Regions from separate parts of the Homo sapiens genome. Here region 2 is linked to region 1. The links are chromatin loops, found by intact Hi-C in ENCODE. Cell type or tissue: endothelial cell of umbilical vein. All regions are shown on one strand. Links, peaks and the distances in the headings refer to the core of each region. The heading gives the core; the rest is flanking DNA.

What was found. A loop is a pair of places that touch in the nucleus more often than their neighbours do. Peaks named below come from ENCODE experiments on the same cell type or tissue, not always from the same donor. Only the 100,000 strongest peaks of a DNase experiment are listed, where the experiment ranks them.
Region 2: a loop joins it to region 1, with 2.2 times the contacts of the local background. A loop is called at or near these places in 1 of 110 quality-filtered maps.

The regions. Positions count from the first base shown.
Region 1 is chr11:121,927,486-121,932,870 of GRCh38, forward strand. No RefSeq gene overlaps it. Among named protein-coding and RNA genes, the nearest start is that of MIR125B1, 170 kb to the right of the region's middle. RefSeq lists enhancers at 1,578-2,978, 1,834-2,334. In endothelial cell of umbilical vein, for the core only: no CTCF peak of the experiment used is centred there; DNase peaks (open chromatin) are centred at 2,316 and 2,736; H3K4me3 peaks cover 652 bases; H3K27me3 peaks cover 179 bases.
Region 2 is chr11:121,775,465-121,780,849 of GRCh38, forward strand. No RefSeq gene overlaps it. Among named protein-coding and RNA genes, the nearest start is that of MIR125B1, 320 kb to the right of the region's middle. In endothelial cell of umbilical vein, for the core only: no CTCF peak of the experiment used is centred there; no DNase peak of the experiment used is centred there.

The sequences.
Region 1 (5,385 bases), core at 139-5,138:
GAAATAGTGAGTGCAGAAAGTTACAGAGCTTTGCATCTAGGCCCTCTAGTAGAGTTTGCAAATGAGATCGCCCTACAGATGGAGAATTTGGGAGCATCATGCTGCGACGCCACCTCTTGGCTAATGCATGTGGATTGTCAGGCGACAGAGGGAACTCTGATCAACCAACACTGACTTTTGGTACAGAATCCCAGTGGAAATCACCCAAGGGAAAGCAGACGACTAGTGTGCCTTATGGGGAAGCATTTTCTATATTTAGTGACCAAACTTTCATTGCCTTTGGAGAATGAAATCCGTGCTTCTTTTTTAGAGTGGTTGTTTTGAGTGGTAGTCAACATGGGGGAGAGATGGTGTTACTTTCTAAATGGAGTAAAAGATGAGCAAGATAAGCAACTTCCACCACATAGCAGCAGGTATGAAGACAACTGGTGCCTGTCTCCAGCATTCAACTAAACAGTCTCTTGCCAAGAACCTCACCTTTGGCCTGTGTAGAGCCGTTTTCACTGGGTCAGAGCAGAGGTCAGTACATCGACCCAATCACCCCATAGCATCTTGGCCAACCAAGGGGTGCTAATTAGATCCAATTGTGATGAAGGTAGAGGGAAGTTTCCCTCACTGCACTGACCACCCCCCCGCCCCCGCCCGAGTGATTTCCTTGTCTTAGAGGCCACGGGGGTGGGGTAGGGGGCTATTCTTCACCTCATCTGTCCATGGCTAGCTGGGTATGTAGCAGCTGATTCCGTTCTTAGCCTCAAATTCTCAAGGCCTCCAGATCTAAGGGATTGACACTGACTTCATGCCTCCTCCAAATATAGGAAAGTTCCCAATTTGTAATTCAGAATGTAGATGTTTGGGGATGGAAGAAGAAAACCAAAATATAAGTACCAGCTATTGGTCCAATGTCCGCTATGCTTTGGAAGTCATACTGATATTGGTAAGGTGTGGCAAATGTCAGCACCACTGCCCACCACCCACCTGCCCTTTCTCTTATGGATACAATGCATTAATTCATAAGAGGCATTTCAGACAAACGCCGGAAAGTAATTTATCAGGGTTCTTCCAGGGCTTCCAGCTATAATTGTTTTAAATCCAACAAATTTGCTATAGGCAAAGGCCCCCAAACTACCCTAAGACATATTCCTAAATTTCCAGAGCTTAAAAATCAATGTGCTTAAAAAAATAAAAACAGAAAATGCCAGCTGCCTTTGCAAACAAGGACACTGGGAAACAAATATAATTGTGTTTTTTCCTTCTACATCCGTCCGGGAACTTCGACTGCTACTATGCTACATCAGGTATGCAATGAAAGACAAACAACGAGGACTCCAAACAGAAGAGGGGAGCTTCAGTAACTGTAGTTTTTATGTTAGGGAGAGACTGAGAGAGAAAGGAGCATTGTATCTCGGATTAACAGAACTGCAGGATTTCATTAATGACAGCCCAGCTTTTTAGCAAAAGGAAGATAGTTAGGGCAGTAAAAGAGAACATGACTAGAATGTGCTCTGCTAATTGGAAATGTATATTATCTTCAGACGATGTGAGTGTGGAGGAGAGGGGGATGGGGAGGATGAGAAGAGACACATACTGAGAGGCCTGCAGGAGAAAACTGGACCCAGGACGCCCCAGATTTGGCCACACCAGCAGGGCAGTTAAAGGGTCCTTTCTTGCTGGTAGGAACGTCTAGTGCCAGGACCCCACCCTCCCCCACTCCCTTTTAATTCAATGGCTACGTAGGGGCTTCTTTGATGGAGGCTTTGAAGTCGGTGGCTTTGAGATTACTCTTCCTCTGTGACCTTGACCACCAGCCATGAGGTTAGGGGGGAAGGGGAGGGGAGGAGGAAGGCGCTGGAGTTGGAAAAAGGAAAGGAAAGAGAGGGGAGGGGAAGGAAGGCCGCCCTAAGACATTTCTGCAGCATTCCACGACTTTTCTGATCACTCTGCAAAGTTGAAATATGATTGCAGCCTTTGCACCGGGAAGGAAAGAAACCATTTAAATGAAAAATTAGCTGCCTTAGCAGGTCAAGCACATAGTTACATTAATGTCGTGTAGAACAATAAATCAACTTCGATCTCCAATTGAAAAAATGCTAATTTAGCTCAGCGATTCACTGATTGTACTTTCCTCTGATAGAAATCTTTTCTTTTATTTAATGCGAAGCCGTGATTTGACAGCCTCCTCTAATGGTGCTTGCAGACTCTCAGCATTTCAGTGGAATTCTGATCATGGTTTTAATATTCCGTGCAGCTCTGCCCCCTCTGATTTCACGCTCACACATTAACGAGAGCTGACACTGGAGATTAGACGCAGACAGCTGGAATGCCAGGTCTTTGTTGCAGCATGGACAGGAGCCAACGTCGTTCAACCACAGCCAAGAGGGACCTGGGAAAGTCTTCTTAAGAAGGAGGGGAAGGCGGGGTGGGGGGCTTGAGGGAGGGTGGGAGCGGGGGATGGGAGCAAAAAGAAAGGCAAGGTAGTTTCTGAAGGGCATATGAAAATAGATGTTTTCAGAAAGCCCTTTCGTCTCTGAAATTCACATTGGAATCAATTCTGGTTTATTTAGAGGAAGTGGTTCATTACAGGGAAATCCCAAATTGGTTGCAGTATTTTTCTGTAAACTCTGAAAATACAAGTGTGATGCACGAAAATGGAAATGGCTCCTGCTTCAGCTGCTCACTAGTTCGTCTGAGAAACAATGGTGATTACGAGCTGGAGGAAGAGTGCTTACATAAGGAAATGTGTTCTCCCCTTTGCCTTAAAAAAAATCACTTAGTTCCAGGTGAATAGATGGGGAAATAAAACGAGATTTATGAGCCAGGGCTGCCTGTGCGACTAGCGACTACCTCGGCAAGAAAGGAAGTCGCGTAGCCTAACTGCCTTGATCCTCATAAATTGTTTCCTGATACCAGAAATCAAATAAAGATCCATAGTTTCATCTAAACCATAAAGCCACTTGGGCTCAGCTAGTGCCGATATTGCAAAGGGGAAGGAAGGGTGCTGCCTGAGACACTGGCTCAACTTTGTCCGAAAGAAGATGACAGATGACCAAAGTTGCGGAGGCGGCGCATTAATACTATGTCAAAAAAAATTGTTTCTGCTCCTGGGGGAAACCAATTGAGTAGAAATAACAAATGTCCTTCTTGCTAACTGTATCATTAATAATAATCGTACTTTGCATTTTTATGGGATACCAGGATTCTAGAGCGCTTTATAAATATTCATAGGGGAAGGCTGGGGAAGGGAGGTGAATGTACCCATTCCTGATGCCTGGCTGGAGTGACTAAGACTCAGGGCCCTGCAGGGGCTTAACTGGAGTGAAACAGCAAATCACAAAGCCCCATGCTGCAGCTGGCTTGGAGACATCCAGGTTTGGTCTCTGATGCCCACTGCTCTCTCCTATGAACAGGAACGTGGCTGTAGTTTAGGAATTAGATGAGCTGAACCCTCTTGTATCACTTTTGCTTGTTGTTCTTATTTGCCTTGGTGGGACCACTGTCACTGATATAAGTTTATTCATTCTACTAGCATATAATATATATAGTAATATATTCATTCTACTACCATATAATATATATAATATATATATAATATATATATTATATATATACGTATATATATAATATATATATAAATCCGGCAGTCACATCACAGTGCAGAGCCTACCACAGGCATAAATCAGAGTAATTATAAGCAAGTCAGATACATTTGCATATGAATCTTAGTTCCTCTCTTACTGGCTTTGGGACCTTAGCAAAGTTCTTTACTTTTTTCTAAACCTCAGTTTTTTTGTCTGTAAAATGGGTTTAAAACGAAATAATCCTTAACACTGTCTGACCCATCATGGGCACTCAGTAAATGCCAAAAACAACCATTGTTGTTGTTGCTGTTTTCATATAATTGTTGGGAGGGTTCAGTGAGAATACACACACGCAAACATTGCTGGATAGAGTTGGTTCATAGTAAACAGTTAATAAGTGCTTGTTATTGTTATGTAACACATGAATGAGAATGTCTAATTCCAAAGCAGCACTATTGCCTGCAAAGCAGTCCTCTCAGTAGATTTTTGCTGATTCCCAAGATACTGAGAAATTGCTCAAAGCATTTTTGGAACTCTTCTGGAAAGTTATGCATGGACACTGTTGGTACTTTCTTAAATATCTTGAAATGTGGTACATCTTCATCCTTAGAGGGTGGATTTGTTGAAAGCTATTAAAAGTCGCCCTGAAGCTATGGCCAATGAATATGGTGGGCAATCAAGTTGGGGAACATTGCTTTGGAAATACATGTGCCTATAAGGAAATTAGATTGGTTTGTGTGGTATATAAACTGAATCTGATCACAATTCCAAAAAAGGCTTATTGAGCAAACATAGCCATTTCAGAATATACACTTTGCCTCCCAAGGAGAGTACTTAGAAGGGGTCATAGATTCTGATACATTTGTCGGGGTGGGGAGATGAAGTTTATTGTTTCATGGCCACTGCTTGTAATAGCCTTCCCTGAATAGCTTACAGTCCCAGCTAGAATAAAAAGACATGCCCCTGAGTGCTTCCGATTATGTGCAATCTGAGGTCCACTTCCCTTGACTTTGCCCTTTTGGCTTATGGGCAGCTTTAGTGCAGAGTCAGTTTGCTCATTTTTTCAGGATTGTGCAAACTGACCCTGCATTTACTGGGTTTCTGAAGTTACTAAGGATTAAAACTGACTAAGTCATGATCTCTGCCCTCACAGGCCTCACAGTCTAATAGGGAAGGCAAACAAATAGTTGCAATACAGAGAGGTAAGTGCTATAGGAGAGGGACACATCAGGAGTAGGGCAGATCCCAGAGGCCCTATATGTATATTATGCTCGAGCGTGTGGACTTTTTCTTAGAGTTGGATAGGAAGCCATTGGCCTTTACAGCTGGGATCAAACATACTCTAATTTGGCTTGCCCTTCTGTTCTACCTGTCCCTATTCCTAGCTTCCACGTCTTGACCACAAATCGTATACACCCTGCATTAGCCCTGAGGACAGCTGAAGTGGAAATTGTTTTGTTTTGTTTTGTTTTTAATTTGAATCTCACTCCCTTATTAAGGAGCTCTCTGGCAGTGAAAGAGCAAGAAGAGACTTTTCCCAAATCTTCTCCAGAAAGATTTAAGAGGTGTGATTTATTATAATTTCAATTATAAAAGGTTTGGGTTTGGCTTAAAGAGTTTTCACTTACAATGTCTGAGTCTGTTCCAAGGGCTGTAAACCATGGCGGGTTTCCAGTGGCCCCAGGTAGCATCCCCATAGTCACATTACTTACAATTGGTAATGAATGGCTTTGACCAGAGGGGAGTGTAGATGAGCTGAATGGAATGCTTAAGAGCCTAAAGGCATGGGAGACTGCTTCTGGTGGTTAGA
Region 2 (5,385 bases), core at 132-5,131, 150 kb before region 1:
GTGAGATTTCAACATGGAACAGCATGCCATTTAAAACTTACGAATTGTTTATTCCTGGAATTTTCCATTTAATATTTTTGGACTGTGGTTGACCTCACATAACCGAAGCTGTGGAAAGTACAACTGCAGAAGGAGGGATTACTGTATTTTTTGTTTTAAAAGGATCACTCTAGCTGCCTTGGGGAGAATAGATTGGAATCCAAGGAGGGAGGAGGACAACGGTGAAAATAAATAGGGTAGCTAGGTGTCTACTGCAAAAACCCAGGCATTGTACAACGGCATCTTGCGAGCAGTGAAGGTAGTAACTGTCAGATATTTTGAAGGTATAGCCAACAAACTTTGCTGATGGGTTAGGTCTCAGATATGTGAGAAAAATATGAGTTAAAGAAGACTTCAAGGCTTTGGGCCTGACAAATTGGGAGAATGGGAGAGTTACCACTTATTAAGATGGGGAGGAATTGGGAATGCAGCAGAACCAAGTTTCCCTTTAGAAATGTGAAGTTTGAGATTCGTATTGAAAAGCAAGTGGAGATATTGAAGAAGCAATTGGGTATGTGAGTTAGAAATTCAGGCAGAGGCCTGAGCTACAGAGATAAATTAGGGAGCCATCTGTGAGTAGGTGGTACTTCAACCCCAGGAGGGAGATGAGATTTCCAGGCATTTCTTTAGATAAAGAGAAGAGGTGAGTATCCTGAGGAACTTCAGCATTTAGAGGTTAGGGGATGGGAAGAAACCAACAGAGGAATGGTCAGAGTTCGAAGAGTCCCCAAAAAAGAGTGGCTTCTCGGAGGACACGTGAAGGGTATTTCAAGCAGGAGGACAGAGTCATCCCTTGGAAGAAAAAAGAACACTCTTTTGTTCATGTTAGGAGTTTGCTGTTGTTAAGTGTGATAGGCAGAATTCTAAGATGGTGCCCAAGATTCCCCATGCCCTTTATTATACATGCCCTGTGTAATCTCTGGCAATGTGAATATGATGGATGTTATTCCAGGGATTCGGTTGCATATTCTCTGGCACTGTGAATATGATGGATGTTATTCCAGGGATTCGGTTATGCTCTACGGCACAGTTGATTTTAAGATGGGAGATTATCCTGGTGGACCTGACTTAATCACATGAGCCCTTTAAAAGCAGCTGGATGTAGATGAGGGCGCCAGAGAGACAAACTCCAGCTGTCCAGAGGTAACACACATTTATGATGTGACCTGTCATTGGGGGGCACAGGGCAAGGAACTGTGAGTAGCCTCTGGGCATTAATACTAGTCCCTGGCCAACAACTAGCAGGAAACAGGCATCTTCATCCTACAGCCTTAAGGATGTGAATTCTGCCAACAACCAGTGAGCTTGGAAGAGGACCCAAACAGGAACTACAACCACAGCTGGCACCATGATTTCAGCCTGGTGAGACCCTGAGCAGAGAATCCAGCCATGCCATGCCCAGACTTCTGACCTACAGAAACTGTGACATAATAAATTTCTGTTGTTTTAAGATGGGATTTTGAGGTAATTTTTAATGCAGCAATAGAAAACTGACGTTCTGAGGAAGACTGAGGATTTAAAAGTCTATGAAAGAGAGAGAGAGTGAGAGTGAAACAGAGAAAAAGAGGGAGGCAGGAGATAAAAAAAGGGAAAGAAATTGGGAGGGAAGGAGAAAAAAGAGCAATGTCTAAGAAATGCACCTACATGGATATTTTCAGAGAACTATTAATCATAAAGTAAATAACTCTCCTTATTGCAGAAAAGGAATTTAAGATGGGAAACAGTGATTTATTGCTGAATCCTTCAGGGTTTCACAGTAAATGCTTGGCCAGACCGGAAAGCAGGCTGCTCTGGGAGGCTCATTTGGGGCCTTCTGCTTCCCTCTGTTCAGTGTAGGATCCAGGGCTTTCTCTTGATAGTCACTGGCCTGGGTTGGGTATCTGGAGGCACAATTTCCACGCTGGCTCTCATCATGAATTGCGCCCACAAATCCTTACCTTTCTTGATGTGGCCCTACTTGTGAGTTGTTATTAACTTGGAGATCTAGAAATTCGAGTCCAGAGAGGAAGGCCTGCAGTCCATGGCATGATCCTAGTTTTTCTGGGCCATGGAAAGCAAGCAGAGGAAGTCACATGGGCCCCAAACCCTGGACTCTAGTTTTGGTTGTACCATGTCTAGCTGTGTGACCATGAAACATTGTTGGTCTCAGAGTCTTAAGTCTCACCATCTGTAATTTTGGGAAAATACCTGACTTCTTCCTGACACAGAGGGTGGTGAAGATAACATGGGACATACGAAGTAATATGAAGTATTATTACCATTTCAGCTTTGGCCATGAGCTCAGTAGCATCTAGCTTATTTTGGCTCCAAAAGTTCTGCGTGAAAGTCTGTTAACATCCTGGCCACATAGGGCCCACACTTAAATATCACAATGTTAGGATGTTTATCTAAGTAATTGGAGACACAGTGAATTGGAGAATGAGATTGGTTGCCACTAGGTAATATTATAATAATATTCCATTGCAATGAATATTATTACAGTATTATGCTTCAATGCTATCTGAGAAGGGGTACTTTCTCAAACTAATTACCTAAAAAAAATCTGTATAAGTTAGTGAATGGCCTTCTTTTATAATGGAAGTATTTCATCATGAGCTATCTGCAGTAGACAGGGGAAATCTGAATTGAGCTGTTTGCACCTCTTTTGTCCTGCCACGAAGTAAACATTAGCCTTTAGGGTTCCTTTTTTCCCTCTTCCAATATCACAGTGGATGAAATAATATTTCACTTAACTTCCAAACCACTACCAAAATCAAGTGGTTAAGAGAAGGAAAGAAGAGGTGGAGGTAGAGTCACAGCGACTTCCACTTAGTAGGTGGAAAGCTCCACTTTAACCTTTGAATTCAGTAAGGAGAGAATGGATACACCTGGGCTTTCTCTCCGGCTCCTGCAGACAGAAAAAGTAGCAGCATATCATCCCAACCAAACCCCACAGCATGTGTGTGTACGTGTGAACACGCGTGCCTGTGCAGACACACACACACACACAAACACGAAGAAATAATAGAAAACAAAAAGTCAATCTCATAGCCTTTTTTCATAGAAGGATTATACTTCTGGAACACAGCACTGTTTCAATTGTTGATAAAATTATTTGACTTCTCGAGCACAGCAAGAGAAAAGGTAAGAAGGAATTTGATTTCTATGACTAAGTTTAGTAGTCAAGTTCATTCATTCAATAGATATGAATTGGGCACCTATGGCACTGGGAATGCACCAGGGTACAGTATAGAAAAAGTTCCTGTTCTCATGGCATATATGTTCTAGTGGAAGAGGCAGAATAAATGGATTAACATATATATATATATATATATGCAGTGGTAGTAAATGCTGTGAAAAATAGTGGCGCAGGGTAAAGATACAGAGATGGCAGCTGGAAAGGGTAGTTGCTACTTATATATGGTGACCAGTGAAGGTCACACTGATGATGAGAACCTCAAGCACAGAACTGAAGAAAGTATTGAGGAAGCAAGCTATGTAACAATTTGGGGGAAAAGCATTGCAGACAGGCAGAAGAGCAAATGCCAGTGCCCCAAGATAAAAGCACATTGGACTTTCATTTGCACATTTATTGATACATTTATACATTCTCTCCTTCCTTCATTCATGCAGCCTCTCATTCACAGAGATAACTAAAGAAGCAATTGGCTATGCGAGTTAGAAATTCACATAATTAATCTAATTACATGCATCTAGGGAACACTTTTTGTCAAATTTGTACCTCATTTTAGTTATGAATTGCATATTTGTTGATTATTTAATATACGTTAAGCATAAGAGGAAAATACATATGAGTCTGGCAAGATTCTTGTTTGTTTGTTTATTTATTTTTAAGACATAGTCTTGCTCTGTCACCCAAGCTGGAGTGCAATGGCATGATCTTGGCTTACTGCAACCTCCACTTCCCAGGTTCAAGAGATTCTCCAGCGTCAGCCTCCCGAGTAACTGGGATTACAGGTGCATGCCACCATGCCCAGCTAATTTTTTGTATTTTTAGTAGAGACGGGGTTTCAACATGTTGGCCAGGCTGGTCTTAAAACTCCCAACTTCAGGTGATCCTCCCTGACCTCCCGCCTCGACCTCCCAAAGTGCTTGGGATTATAGACGTGCACCTCCGTGCCCAGCCAAATTCTTATTTTTTTAAAAAGACAGACACATAAACAAATAAATGTAGTATTCCATGAGGCTTCATGGTATTGGGAAAATAGCATGGACTTTGAAAACAGATATTCTAGTCCAGCCGTTTGTAACATACCTACCCCTGAGCAAGCTACTTTCCTCTTTAAGCCATAGAGCATAGGGCAAGTGATATCTACTTTGTAGAATTCTTGTGAGGAATAAATAAGATAACATACAAACAGTACAGGTATATAGCAATAGTAAGTGGCACAGTTGGTGGCAGAGAGTAGGATATTCGGTAAATGCTTATTGAATGCGTGGAATCAATGAGTGCTCAGAACGGGAGTGATGAGAATCATTATCTGCCATAGGTAACTACATGGAAGTACAGAAAAGTTAAGTTATTTATTCTTGATTATTCAGCAGTGGTCAGAGGTCAGGTTTTCTATCTGGTCTATACAGGGTCTGGACTGTTTAAAAATTATTTAAAATCTTTCTGAATATGATCTATTTCAGGGGCCAGCCTATACTTGGAATCAAACAAGGCCTTTACTTGCATTACATTTACAATATGTTTAAGTAATTAGAAAATGGTAAACTCTTTATTCTTAATGGCAATGGAAATATAGTTCAATCTCACAGATGATACAGGAGAACATATGGTCCCTGAGTTTCAACTTCTGTTAAGTGGACTTAGTCAATTTTATTTTCTCTTCCTATCCTTGCTCACCTTCAGGCAGAGAAACTTAGTAGCTTTGAATTGTACCTGGCACATAGTAGATACTCAAATATTTGTTGAATGAAGAAATGAATGAATGATGAGTGAATTATTTTACTCATAACCACTCCCTAGAACCTTAATTTTTACTTTCATTAAGATCTCAACACCCTCAACCTTCTCATTTCCCCTTTTACTGCATCCACATCCCTGGCCAGATTTGCTACAAGATCACCTTCATCAATTCATCTCTTGATAAACTCCTTTGACCTGCTATGGTGTCCACCATAATTAAGTCAATCCTAATTCTGCTCCTCAGGGGCACAGCATCATTTCAGAAGGTCTCAGAACATTGATGACTTGGCCTGGACATCTGATTTCAGTGGCCCTTGCTGGTGACCCTGTTATGCATATTGTTCATTTTTCTTGCCATTGTTACTCCATAATTTTCTAAAGTTTTTCATGTTCTCCAAGCTATAGTCTTATTTTCTCCCAGATACTAGTATCAG